Regions from separate parts of the Homo sapiens genome. Here regions 2 and 3 are each linked to region 1. The links are chromatin contacts, found by Hi-C or POLR2A ChIA-PET in ENCODE. All regions are on one chromosome and are shown on one strand. Each heading gives the region's core, a stretch centred on a gene start or an enhancer-like site at or near the end of the contact. The rest is flanking DNA. Distances are from core to core; before and after follow the strand shown.

Region 1 (4,267 bases), core at 1,297-3,796:
AAAAAAAAAAGTTCGTCTAGCATGATGGCACACACCGGTGGACCCAGCTACTTGGGAGGCTGAGGTGGGAGAATGGGAGGATCGCTTGAGCCAGAGAGGTCAAGGCTGCAGTGGGCTATGATCACACCACTGCTCTCCAGCCTGGGCAACAGAGTGAGACCCTATTAAAAAAAATATGTGTGTAGGAGTGAAAGAAAGACTTCCTCTAGAGAAGGTGTGAAGCTTCTGCCAAGTGTGGGTGGGGTCGCTGTGTTCAGGGAGGTCTAAGACATTGGGCCTGGAGAGAGGCGTGTGAAAACAGAGTGCAAACCCCGTTCCTAGTTCCTATTCCTTACTGATTTCCAGAGATGGTCACCATGAAGAGGACGCACTATTTTTTCTAGGACATGCTGTCCTAACAAGCCACTACCATCATCATCACCATTATCATCGTTTTCCCTGAAATTAATATATTATTTTGCAATCTATAAATGCCTCTCACAAGATTTTCTTCAATTCACTCATCAAAACAAGCTATGAAATAAGCAGAACCCCAATCCAGAAGAAGGAGGACTGAACCAATTTCAGTGATTTGCTTGAGATCTCCAGCTGGCTTCTTTTAGAGGCCGGCTTGAAATCCAGAAGAGCTGACCCTCTCTACCTACCCGGGCTCCTTGCACTCTAGCCCTGACCCACTCCCCACCCCAAGCTGTGGGCTGCCAGGAGCTGTTGGTGATGGGTGCTCTGTCTAAACCCCTGCTCCTCCTTGCCTTGCTAATTATCCCCAAAGCTCCCCGCCCAGAGGAATTCAGAACATGCTGCAGTTATTTGTGGAGCACTTTGTCTCTGGGAGATGGGGGGCTTACACAGCTCGGAAAAAGCAGCACTTGCCCACACAGACAACACTGCCTAGGGCTATTAATATCCAAGCACAATAGCTTCAGGACGAGGTGAAGTGTGGCTCACCCTGGCCACAGGGCTTCTCAGCCATGGAGACTGTTTTATTTTACAGCAGCCCTGCAAATACTGCAGCAATCAGACTCTTGCCCCACCTTCTGATCCAGTGTAAACAGCAGAAGAAAGGGGGAGGGCCTTGCATGAAACTGCAATTGCCTGTCCTCACGGTGTGTCCTGGGAGATAAGGACAAATGGAGACTTGAAGTCTCAAAATAATATTTGATTAGTGACCCCCCAACCCCCGCTTTTTCTAAAGCATCCCAAGCATTCTACATTTGTTGTCTTTCTCAGTCTTAAAGTTATCTTTGTGCATAGGGAAAGGGTCAACACTTTTATACTTATTCACTCACAAAACTTGTATTGATTATCTACTATGTGTCTAAAGCACCTGGGCTCTGGTGATACTAAGACAAGGATGATAGAGTGCATTCCCTCAAGCTTGTAGCGTGATGGAGAAAGACAGTTCATACACTGTTATATCACAGTGTGATTATTGCTGAAATAAAGCTAAGCATAAGAGGCTATGACAGCACAAAAGAAGGAGTGAAAACTCAGTTTCGAAGGGACAAAGTCAAGGAGACTTCAAAGATGAGAAATGATTGCACTGGGCCTTAGAGAGGAAGTTCAGCAGAACAAGGTGGGAAGGGCACGATATCAGAGGTAAGGGTATGTGCAAAAGCAGGGAAATATTGACCCGTCTGGAGGCCAAGAGAGGGAATCCAGGTAATTTCCAGAGAGAGAGAGAGGGGAAGTGTGGTAGAGAAGAGAGAAGATGGACAGGAAAGAACAGACTTGCAAGTCATTGAATGTCTTGGGGCCTCAGTTTCTGAAGACAGGATTCTCATGAGCCCCTCTGAGTGTTTTTGCACTGGGTGATAGTGACAACTACATGTCTCGCTGTGTGCCCAGGCCTCATAGCCATGCACTCCAAAGGCTCTGTGAGGGGCTTCAGGTTCTCCTGAAGTCTAGAGCACTTTAAGAACTAGTGTGTCTCAAGGCAGAGAATGCTTTGCTTGAAGATGTGTGTGGCTCAATGATGGCCAAGGCAGACATGAGAGAATGAAGATAATGAAAACCCACCAGCTGTGACTAATGAAACCAAGCCCACTCTCATCTGCTTTGGGAGCATGAAGGCTGGGAAGGACCCTCTGACTGGCACATCAGCCTGCAGGGTTCCCTTGCTTATTTGTAAAATTTGGGAATCTGCTGACAGACTGACGTATTATTAGTGCAAATTACCCAGGTTCATCTGTAGCCCTAGCTCTTTGCTTCAAAAAAGATCACAAAGCCTGAGGTACTTCAAGATTGAACTGTGAAATGTCATTAGCTAAAACTCAGTCCTCACAGCTCCCAGAACTAATTATAGAGCTAGGAGTGGCTGGGGCCAGACCCCTCTGATATAAAAAGATTTTATGAAAGGCGAAAGGGGGGAGGCAACAATAATTCTCACCCTATTATATTCCTTTCAATTATTTACAGTAAGAGGCACTGATGGTGAACAAATATAGAGACTGGAATCCAGTGACGTCACACAGGCGCTCTGGAAGCCAGTGATGCAGTATCAGAATCTGGGAACACAATGAGGCAATGTTTCAGCTGCTTGTGCATTCTTCACCTCCCATTGTCTCTGTCTCTCTCTTTCTCCTCTGCTTCCCCTCACCCCACAACCAAAGTCAAGAGCGCAGACCCCATGGTAAGGATTCTCATCTTCATCCCACAGCCAGGACTTGGCAATATCTTTTATCAAGGGTTTTAACAGGACATTCGCAGTCTTTCTCCTAACCACACGGTTGGGGGCGGGGGTGCAATGAATGCTGGAAGCCCAAGGGCAGCGTTGGGACGGAGCTAGTCAATGTGGCCTACGGACCCTCTGGGTGTCACATGGCCACTAGGAAGCCCTTGAGCAAAAGCTCCGCAGCACCAAAGATTCCTGTGCTCTTCTGGATGCCCAGCCTCCCTTGTATGAGGTTGGAGCCTCGACTTGCTGACTTCTGGCTAACGAAATAAGCACAGTGAGATAAGCTGCGTGAAGCATGCCCCTTACAGACAGCCTGCAAGATCCTTCAGCTCTTTCTTCCTCCACCACAGTGGCCTTAGATGGCACATATACCAGATGGTAGAGCTCTGAGACAGAGCCCGCTTGACCCACCTGTTATTGGACTTCGATGTCAGCAAGAAACAAATGTTTGCGGTAACATTAAGCCACTGATGTGTCAAGGTTTGTCTGAGGTGACAGTGAACATTGCTTTTTCTAAATCGTATAAACCTCTGATAGCACAGGCACTAGGCATGGAGATATTCATTGAGCACAGTGAAAAAAGTCCACTATATTAAATAAATTCCTCTATTTTTCTTGACCTAAATATTTATGTTTCAGAGAATCCTTGACCTGCAGGTTGAAGGAGAAGTCATAGTAAATAAGTCACTGGAGATAGATGGGCAGATGCTTATGTTACCGTCTTGGAGCTAGAACAATTTAATTCTCTCAAGGGTAGTGGGGGAAGGGAACCTCATGGGGGTTGCTGTGTAATCAGAAATGGTGAGCTAAATAGCAACAAACTTTGGTAACGGTTTTTTGCAAATGCTTATGTACACACACACACACACACACACACACACACCCTTTTTCCCTGTGGAATCATCTTGCAATGTATGTCCATCATTGGAAAATTCTCTAATAGAGAAAATCAGTTGGTATACCCATTATCTTGGACATTGTGTTTATATTTCTGGATGGTCCAGGACCCCTAGCAGTCTTTTTTTGTTTGTTTGTATTTTGAGACCGAGTCTCACTCTGTCGCCAGACTGGAGTGCAGTGGCGCAATCTCGGCTCACTGCAACCTCTGATTCCTTGGTTCAAGCAATTCCCCTGCCTCAGATTACAGGCATGTGCCACCACGCCCAGCTAATTTTTTTGTATTTTTAGTAGAGACTGGGTTTCACCATGTTGGCCAAGTTGGTCTCGAACTCCTGACCTCAGGTGATCCACCCGCCTTGGCCTCCCAAAATGCTGGGATTACAGGTGTCAGCCACCGCACCTGGCCCTAGCTGTCTTTTTGAACCAATGAAAATTTCTTTTCTTTAATAAATTCTTTTGTGTTTTTCTATAATTTCCCTCCTTTCCTTCTATCTCTACGTCAAGCTCTAACCTCTGACCTCAAATATCTGGCTTCTTTTCTTATAATCTTTCAGAAAAGGGCACATTAAATAGTGTAGAAAACAAGACTCCCATAAATGTAGACAGGCAAAATATCCTGCGTAAGTAGCCAGAGGACTGTGATCAGAGCGGGTCCCAACACTTGGGACCTTCCTTAAGTCAGGCATTAGATGG
Region 2 (4,610 bases), core at 57-2,556, 70 kb after region 1:
TAAGCTATAGGGAAGCAAAAACATATACAGTGATATAAAGGACTGTGGGAACTTGGCGGAGAAGTTGAGAGGAGGGTGAGAGATAAAAGACTACATATTAGGTACAGTGTACACTGTTTGGGTGATGGGTGCACTAAAATCTCAGAATTCACCAGTAAAGAACTCATCCACCCTAAAAACTATTGAAATAAAAAATAATAATATAAAGAAAAATAAAATAAATAATAATAAACTATTGTTACAATAGCTTGGGTGAATCTCAAAGGCATAATGCTGAGTGAAAGAAGCTAGTTTCAGAAAATTACATGCTGTATAAATTCATTCATATGACATCCTCAAAAAGATAAAACTATAGTAATAGAGAAAAGATCATTGGTTGCCGGGGTTAGAAATATGGAGAGAGTATGACTACAAAGGGAGTAGTAGCATGAAGGAGTTCTTTGGGGTCATGGAACTGTACTGTATTCTGATAATAGTAGTGGTTACATGATCCTACATATATGTTAAAGCTCATGGAGCTATAAAACCCCCGAAAGTCAATTTTGCTATATTTTAATTTTTAAAGAAAGGAACATAGAGCTATTTTGAGAAAAATAAAGACATGAAAGGATAGCCCAAGAGAGTCCAGTAGAAGAAGCAGAGGCAAAGTTTTCCTTGGCTCTTGGTTATGGGCTGTCTGCTGAATATGAGTCTTGGATCTTTTTCAGCATCAACTTGCAGAAGCTATGCCTTTCCACCCTTGCCCTTGTAGCTTCTCTGAGTCCAGGTCTCCCCACTCCCATGCCAATGGACCCTTCATAATGGGGAAGGCATCACAGCAAGACGCAGGCTTGGGGCTTTCCCAATGACCAGGTTCTCATTAAGTGCCATCTCACCATCAACCAGCGACAGCAATGTCCCTCTTGCCCAAGCTCCTCCCTTCCCTGCACTCTGGTTGCCCTCTAAATGGCACCAGCCCAAACCAGGGACAGTCACTCGTCCACTCACTTCCCAAATATTTACAGAGCGCCTGTTGGGTGCCAGGCTCCTCCAGGGGCCCTGCTGCCAGGCCGAAGCCCACGGCGGCATATTCTGGAGAGCCCGGCTGTTGGAGCAGCTGTCCTCTCAAGAACCAGCACTGGCATGTCCTGTCCCAGAGGACCCAGGTCGTTATCTCATTTCCCATCTTTGCAGATTTTAAATGCTTTCCAACACTTCACCCCTTTCTCAGATGAAGATTTAAACATAGGCGGGTGGACATCCAATATGGTAATATTTTTCTGTTGATTCATCAACCTCCACAGGCACTTGCTTCCTTGATTCTCTGACCTTATTCAGTTGGTACTTTCAGTGTGACAACTTTTCTCAACTCACTGGCAGAAAAAATCATTCTCGTCCTGTTTCCAGAGGTGCAACAGGAGGTTGGCAAGAGTAAGTCTTAAAGAACAGCAGTGATGCCTGCTAGGGCCCTGACAGATTGGCAATAGAACTGGGGCTAGAGTCTACACCGCAAGAGCTCCCGTGCGTTTCCACAGTCAAACAACCCAGAATGCTGAACATCTTACAATCTGAAGAATTTGTCCAAAAACCAGACAGAAATGGAGGAAGCTCTCTCCCAAGTATCTGCATAAGCAACGTAGGGCAGAAACACTTTCAAAACTCTGTCGTGTCCTGGGGGCAAGAGATGTTTTTGATAGATGTTGCGATGACAGCAGTTCACAGCAGCCCCACATTCAGGGAACTGTTCCAGCGCGCCAGAGGTTGGGAGGCTTTTAACTCTCTTCATTCATCCTCACACACGCCAGCTAAGCGAAAGCAACGTGAAGGAGCTGACAAACCACAAAGACCAGGAAATGCAGAGTAAATGCTGATCGGAAGAGCAGTAGAAGGTAAATGGGTATCAAAATATAATCTGGGAGTGCGGGCTGGCCTTAGGATGCTTGAAAGCTGTTCTGATGACTTCCCAGCACACGCGGAGGAGACCAGCCCGCAGGTGCCAGGAGCGGGAAGGGAAGCAAATGTACACCCTTGTGCACTTGCCCAGTGCACACCGCAAATGTGCTGTCCCTGGTGCGGTGTGCAGCAAGGCTGGCCTAATGCTAAACTTTGGTCAGAGCTTTGCTGAGTGAGAACGCCAGTTCCAACCCTCAATGTGACACTTTATTAATTAAGTGAGGGATTTACAGCAATAACTGATAATCAAATGGAACAATTGTAACAATATACTGCAATACAAGTTTTGTGATTGTGGTCTCTACCTTGCTGTACTGTGCTCACCTATCTTTGAAATTCAACTGACTTCATGTAACTGAAACTGCAGAGAGTAAAAATCATGGAAAACGGGTATTATTGCATGTCTCTTGACCTTGGCAGTCCCAGGTGGTTGGGAGAGCACCTGACAGATCCTAGCAGGCTGACCTCAGTGCTAGTCCCAGCTGTAACTAGCTAAGTCACTGAGTAAGCCATCTGCCCTCTAAGGCTCTGCCGCAGATGCAGCTGTGTGCCCTCCAGGTGCCCAAATAGATGAGAGAAGAGCACAGCAAAATTTCCCATCCAGACAGCCCCTCTGTACAACCCTTGACTTTCAAATCTTGAACCTCTCGGGCATCGGGGCACAAAAACCCTGGTAGGTTCACAAACACTGAGGACCTGAGCCCTCTGATGCCTCTGGCGGGACCATGTTCTGGGTGGGACCGTGTTCTTGGACCACCGTGGGCACACGTCATTCTGAAGACACTTGTTCTCCAGTCTACAGGCCACCCTTTGCCCATTCCCACTCCTCTAGTGAATCTGAATGGCAGAGACTGAGGCAATTCTCCGGATTTCTGAATCTGCCCTTCCTTAAAGGCTGCTGGAAAGGATTGTACCGCCAAAGGGAAGAAATCTCAGGGAGATGCTGCCCCCTTCTGGGAAACATGCAAAAGTAAAACCCCAAAGACAAGGAATTTCCTACCTGTTCTGGAATTCTCGCTGTGGAGATGCACTGCTCTGTGTTCTGGGGATAACCAACACATTATATGCTAGATGCAATTGCCTGCAAGAAGAGGAAACGTGGATTAGATTCATCATTGACTCACCATTGAGACCTTCCTTCAAAGACAGGAAAAATCTCTGAGAGGGAGGGGCCGGATTTAAGAGGTTATTGCTGCCATCCCCTGCCTCTGAGCAAGAGCTGAAGCATGGCTCAGTCTCCTAGCACCCTCATCTTTAAAAAGAAAATCTCCCTCTGTCTGATAAATCCCTTTCCTGCTACACGTTCAAGTTCACACTTCCCTTGGGTCAGGGATTAATGGGGTGAACAAACCAAATCTGAGCACCTATTATTGCTTAGCTCAGGAATGCAAGCCATAGCCTTGCCCTTGGGGAGCTCACAGTATAGTCAGAGGGACAGAAAGGTAGTCCAAGAGAAAATATATGTAACATGCGTGAATGTGCCTGGGTGTTACAGGGGTGTCCGGGAACACAGACTAGATGGGGGTGCATCAGGGTCCTGAAGGTGTCCTCATGCACCTTAACTCAGCTTTAGAGAATGTACAGGACTTAAGGAGTGATGGTCAAGAAGGAAAGCGATAAAAGTGTGAGACTGTGCACAGCTAGACGTGCATGGCGAGAGGAAAAACATTCCTTGTTCTTTCTTTCTGTCTTGTTTTCTTCCCTGTGGGGATGAGAAAGCAATAGGCCACTTCAGCTTGAGTTGAATGGCACGCCATTGAAAGCAGCCGCTGGACTGTCAGAGTTTACATACAACCTTCTGGCCATAAATAGCACCCTGCATGCACTTACACACCCCCTCTGAAAATAGCATTGGCTGTTCTCACAGTGATTTGAACTGAGAGTTTATATTTAGTTTACTCTCTCCCATCTATTTATATTTCTTTTGTTTACATAAATATCCCTCTCGATTTATTGCTGTCACGTCTGGGCACCTGACATCAATAGAAGAACACATAGCAACTTCATTCCATATGAACTGGGCAGTTAAATCCATCTCCCCCTTATCTTTGATGTGTTCTCAAATGCACATCTTAGAATTCCACAATCCCAGGCTTGAAAAGAGACTTGAGAGGCTTTTATTTTCCTCCTCCCCTCCCTCCAGCTAGATTCCCTGGCACTGGACTGTTTAAATTTCACAGACTTCCCAAAAAGGGAGCTGTACCCTACGCCTTTGGTCCAAAATTGGCATTTTTCAGCCATAGATTCATTCTGCTGGAGCCTGTGAACAGTTCACTCTGCTCGAAGGGCGCTTCACGAACTCACAGGCTGTATCCCTGCAGTCAATTCCTTTCCCCAACCAACATGCCCACTTTATTTCCCTGCAGCCCTCAGCTCTTTATTTTTTATTTTTTATTTTATTTTATTTTTTTTGAGACAGAGTTTCGCTCTGTCACCCAGGCTGGAGTGCAGTGGCGCGATCTCGGCTCACTGCAAGCTCCGCCTCCCGGGTTCACGCCATTCTGCTGCCTCAGCCTCCCGAATAGCTGGGACTACAGGCGCCCGCCACCGCGCCCGGCTAATTTTTTTGTATTTTTAGCAGAGACAGGGTTTCACCGTGTTAGCCAGGATGGTCTCGATCTCCTGATCTCGTGATCTGCCCGCCTCGGCCTCCCAAAGTGCTGGGATTACAGGCGTGA
Region 3 (4,777 bases), core at 2,097-4,596, 90 kb before region 1:
GTTACTTGGTATTACCAATGTTTATATCATATTATTAATTTTTAAAAATCTTTCCAATAGGTTGATAAGCTCCTCAAAGATAAGGACTGTGCCCAGTATGTTTTAGCAATCATACTAAATGCAATATGTTGAATGCCAGTGCAATATGTTGAATGTCAAGTTCTACATAGGCATTTATTAAATGAACCAGGTGGAATCTGAATACCACTTCTGGTTCTAACCTTTCTGGGAGCCACTGCCGTTTAAATTTTTAGTTTTTCATTCCAAGACTTTGCTGAGGGTTGAAGTCAGCTGGTGGGCATGTGAAAGAATGAAAACAAAGCCCAGTTCCCTCCAGAGACTGCATCTTTTGTTGTGGTTGTAGGAACCATCTCATCTCTGTTCCTGCTAGGTGAGCACTCAAACCTTGAGTAGAAATTAGGCACAGTTCATAAGAGGTCAGGAAGCAGGTAAAGATTTACATTAAAATAGGAAGAAAGGACCCCTGTTTCTCCTATTATCTGCTGGCACACCTGCGTGAAGATGCCAAGTGTGTGATAGAGAGTTCAGCTGGTACTCAGAATAATTGCACCCAAAAGGACTTCAAAGCTCTTCTGAGTCCTTCAGGCAGGATTTAGATTGCTCCATCACATCTATGTTCATGGTCTTCATATGCCTTTTGCAAATCAAATTTTTAGGTAAGAAGGGAGTCAGATGGTTCAAATGCATTTACCTCCAGATATGGAAACATCTGGAGTATTATGATAAAGCCTGGAAAAATAATCTGCTGGTCTTCATTTATCTTCTGGATTTGGGACCAATTTGATTCTACTGTGAATCTGGTTACAGATCACAATGGCCACGTGGACCCAGCCCCTGGGAGCACAGGTGATGCCCCAGCTCAGCTGAGATGGAGAAGTGGAACTAGCTTCTAGAGCACGGAGTTTGGGGGGAAACTAGCTTTTTTTGGATTCATGGTGTATTCTGTCCTCACTGTGTCACTTATAAGCTGTGTGCCTTTGGGCAAATTATTTAGCTTGAGTCTCAGTTTCCTCATCTGTAAACTGAAAATAATAATAACGTGAAACTGACTGGGTGGTTGCAGGGATTAAATGCGATCACATATATTTGTATAAAGCCTGTGCATAGCAGCTGGGCAGAGTAAGCACATGAAAAATGATAGCTACTGCAATTATTATCGCTCACTGCATCTGGAGCAACATACCCTACTCAGCCCTGCCCAAGAAGCTCTGTCTTGAATAGGGTTTGGGGAGAAGAGAGAGGAGGTGATAGGTCTGCCTGTGTGGCTGGCCTCCTGTGTTGATTAAGAGGGGGTATGTACATCCTGAGAAAATTGCAGTTTCATGGGTGTGTCTCAGTCCCAAAGCATGTTGGAGAATCTCTGACAAAGACAAGTCACGAGTCAGAGCCACATGGGTTGTTCATGGCCTGGGCAAACCCTGCTTTCCACTCTGCACAGTGTGCTGCTCTCACAGGAAAGGATTTAGCAGTCACAGATTCTTCTTTTGTATCTGTAGCATTATTTATTTTTAAATAGCAATAATATGACAGAACTTTTCATGTAACCAATATGATCACCAGTATAACAGACAAAAATAAGGCTAGCAGAAAAGAACTCTTTTCTTTAAAAAATTGTAAAATCACTGCACTCCCCTCTGAACGATAGCGCAAGACTGTATCTTTTTTAAAAATTGTAAAATTCACTTTAATTTTTTAAATTTAAATTTTTAAGAAAATTTTAGATTCAGGGGATACATGTGCAAGTTTGTTACTTGTTATACTGTGTGATGTTGAGGTTGGGCTTCTATTGAACCTGTCACTCAAATAGTGAACATAGCACTCAATAGGTCATTTGTCAACCCTTGCCCCCCTCCCTCTGTCTTCTCAAAAGAAAACATACAAGCAGCCAAAAAACATGTGAAAAAAATGCTCAACATCACTATCAGAGAAATGCCAATCAAAACCATGATGAGATAGCATCTCATATCAGTCAGAATGGTTCTTATTAAAAAGTCAAAAAATAACGAATGTTGGCAAGGCTGCAGTAAAAATAGAATGCCTGTACACTTTTGGTGGGAGTACAAATTAGTTCAGCCCCTGTGGAAAGCAATTTGGAGATTTCTCAAAGAACTAAAAATAGGACTACCATTCAACCCAGCAATCCCATTACTGGGAATATACCCAAAGGAAAGCAAATCATTCTACCAAAAAGACCCATGTACTGGTATGTAATAAAGCAGTATTCACAATAGCAAAGACATGGAATCAACCCAGGTGCCCATCAACAGTGGATTGGGTAAAGAAAATGTGGTACATATATACCCATGGAATGCTATGCAGCCATACAAAAGAATGAAATCGTGTCTTTTGCAGCACCATGGATGCAGCTGGAGGCCATAATCCTAAGTGAATTAATGCAGGAACAGAAAACCAAATACTGCATGTTCTCATTTATAAGTGAGAGCTAAGCCCTGGTTACACACTGACATAAAGATGGGAACACTAGACACTGGGAACATCAGTCACACACTTAAATTTCCTTTCTCTTTCTGTCTGTCTGTCTCTTCTTGGTCTTTGGACTGAATAGAAGAGCTGGGGCCATTTTAGGGGCCTCACTTCATCCCATTAAAGGAGCCAGCATAGCCTATGCATGATGCACCTATCTGTACCTACCAGTGAGTGACAGATGCTCTTCCATATCAGGGGCTGTCCAGGCATATCCGAGTTGGACTGGCATGAGTGGATTAGATGTTCACTCACAGGGGATGACTTCAGAGAGCACCAAAAATCTTGCCCAGATCATCTTGCCATTTATTGAAGGCAGAAGTTATCCCATACCAGAGTCCTTCTTCAGTGTCAAAGCTTTGTAAAACTACAAATACTGGGAAAGAGTGACTGCTTAAGTCAAAAGCAGTCATTAACTCCTTCATGTCAAATAGTTTACGGGAATTTCATTCATCAGAGAAATTAGGAAAGAAAAAATTATGGGACTATAAGAAACAACACAGAAGCATTGGGTGGAAGGGCAGAGGTCCTGTGGCACAGCTGGGGTCTGGAGAGGGGAGCCCTGGGCCCTGCTGGAGGATACCAGCCTCAGGTTGCCCGGAGAAGTCTATTGAAAGGGAGAAGGGAGAGCAAGGACAAAGCTTTGACCCCCTTCATGATTCTGCCTAGATGCTGGGGAATCGTTCCTTTTGCCCTGTCTGGAACTGGAGCTGAAAAGGCAAGCTTGGAGACAGAAGGCAGGGCCTTATCAAAGAGAACACATGGAGCAGGATTAGGCCCCACGGACGCGAATAACTCAACCAGGCCGGCCCTGATGTCTTCCCAATGTGCTCTGAAGGGAGTGATCCCGCAGGCTGAGACATAACCTCACCGCCAAAGCCAAAGTATGTCATGGAGCTTTTAATAACTCTGCCTGTCCCTGCCTCCCCCACAAAGAGGAACAGCTGGCCTCACCCTCCCTTCTGCTCATTGTCACTTTCTCCTCTGTGATTCCAGGGTATTGTCTTCAAATGGGTGTCCCCATGCTAAGATGCATACTTTGGGGATGTGAGCAGTCATCATTTAATAATTTCTTTAATGCTATTGTTGCAGGGATTGCCTTTCTACGTGATGGTTTCAAAAGGCAGATGGGAGATTCATTCTAATTAGGGGCCCACCAAACTGCTCCCTTGTCTGTAGTTTCAGTCCCACCCATGTTTACCTGGGCCACCCAGGCCCCACTACACCTGCCCTCCACACTGGAGAACTTTAACACAGTCTGTGAGAACCTCAGACCAGCACTGAGGGCCAGGCCTGCATGGGGACTTCCTACCGCCCCCTTTCAGTGTCTCTCTGCCCACTCGTGGAGCCCTCTGCAGTGTACAGGAGCCAGCATTTCCCCAGCAGCATGCATGAGCCAATTGCTCATTTCTAGGAATTCTGTGGGCCAGTTGACATCAAATTGGCAGCTTGAAATTTCCACGGTGGGAGTATTTACACCATTAAAACCAGCAAATGCTTTAAAACTGCACACCACTGCCTCTCTAAAACAGTGCTCCACAGCACATCACCCAGGAATTCTGCTCTTCCATGCAGCCTACCAAGGCTTTTTCTTTCTTTTCTCTCCCACATTACACTTTCCTAGGTCTGTGGCCTTTCTCTTTTGCTCTCCGCTAGCTCTGATTGAAAAAGATTTAATAAGGTTCTTCCTTCTACTGTTTTAAGACAGTCATAACGGCCACCCCTCTGGTAACCCTTGCATTTTAACTTTAGACAAAACCCTGAACCAAGGGAATAAGCCTGTGATTCTCTTCATGGCATTCAGAGTACCTAAGTTGGGGTGGAGACCTTCCTAGAACCCCCGCTCCCCTGGAAATTCTCCCAGTGCACTGGGTGGTGGGTGGTGTCATCTCCTTGCCTGGAATGTAAGGGTGGCCTGGCATGGAGGTGATCAGTTAGCCAGGTGAGCCTCCTCAGTGCCCTTCCTATCTAAGAGCTCAATCTTATGTCATGTGTTTAAATATGTGTGGATCTCTCCATACTAAAGGCACCTACCATTTCAAGATTTAGTATTTCCCTCCAATTGAATTAAGGTCCCCTAGAAACAGAACCACACTTTAGAATTGTGTGTGTATTCTTGTTTTAACCCCTGAAATCTCCTATCATCACAGACCAGGGCACTCCAGTCATATTTGCATGTCCAGCTGGGGCAGAGAAGCCACTATCTTCTAATAAGAGGCACGTACTTGGAAAGGGCAAGTCAGTGGGCTCAACTTCTTGAGCTGTCTTAAGT

The links. A loop is a pair of places that touch in the nucleus more often than their neighbours do. ChIA-PET counts read pairs that join two places held with the same protein, here RNA polymerase II (POLR2A). Pooled maps may share reads with other maps.
Region 2: a loop to region 1 is called in a map of gastrocnemius medialis, with 3 times the contacts of the local background. The contact joins the enhancer-like site here to the promoter of LINC02443 in region 1. A Hi-C loop is called at or near these places in 1 of 168 maps with a recorded cell type or tissue (gastrocnemius medialis). POLR2A ChIA-PET finds 5 or more read pairs at or near these places in 2 of 52 experiments (H1 and PC-9).
Region 3: a map of psoas muscle shows a loop between it and region 1 (1.8-fold over the local background). The contact joins the enhancer-like site here to the promoter of LINC02443 in region 1. A Hi-C loop is called at or near these places in 1 of 168 maps with a recorded cell type or tissue (psoas muscle) and 3 of 50 pooled maps. POLR2A ChIA-PET finds 5 or more read pairs at or near these places in 1 of 52 experiments (activated T-cell).

The regions. Positions count from the first base shown.
Region 1 is chr12:5,241,430-5,245,696 of GRCh38, reverse strand. LINC02443 (long intergenic non-protein coding RNA 2443) reads left to right here and starts at 2,546. Exons shown (of 5, transcript NR_120476.2): 1 at 2,546-2,629. All of the region lies in intron 4 of LOC105369617 (a long non-coding RNA gene), which reads right to left. RefSeq lists a silencer at 640-934.
Region 2 is chr12:5,170,212-5,174,821 of GRCh38, reverse strand. LOC105369617 (a long non-coding RNA gene) reads right to left here. Exons shown (of 10, transcript NR_188066.1): 4 at 2,933-3,013. Among named protein-coding and RNA genes, the nearest start is that of LINC02443, 71 kb to the left of the region's middle. RefSeq lists enhancers at 593-1,792, 2,261-2,997. Within about 2 kb of position 1,306, at least 3 of the 41 ENCODE cell types and tissues checked have a DNase peak (open chromatin) inside an H3K27ac peak, as active enhancers do; they include PC-9 and gastrocnemius medialis, where a contact is called at or near this core.
Region 3 is chr12:5,331,865-5,336,641 of GRCh38, reverse strand. All of the region lies in intron 7 of LOC105369617 (a long non-coding RNA gene), which reads right to left. Among named protein-coding and RNA genes, the nearest start is that of LINC02443, 91 kb to the right of the region's middle. Within about 2 kb of position 3,346, at least 2 of the 41 ENCODE cell types and tissues checked have a DNase peak (open chromatin) inside an H3K27ac peak, as active enhancers do; they include psoas muscle, where a contact is called at or near this core.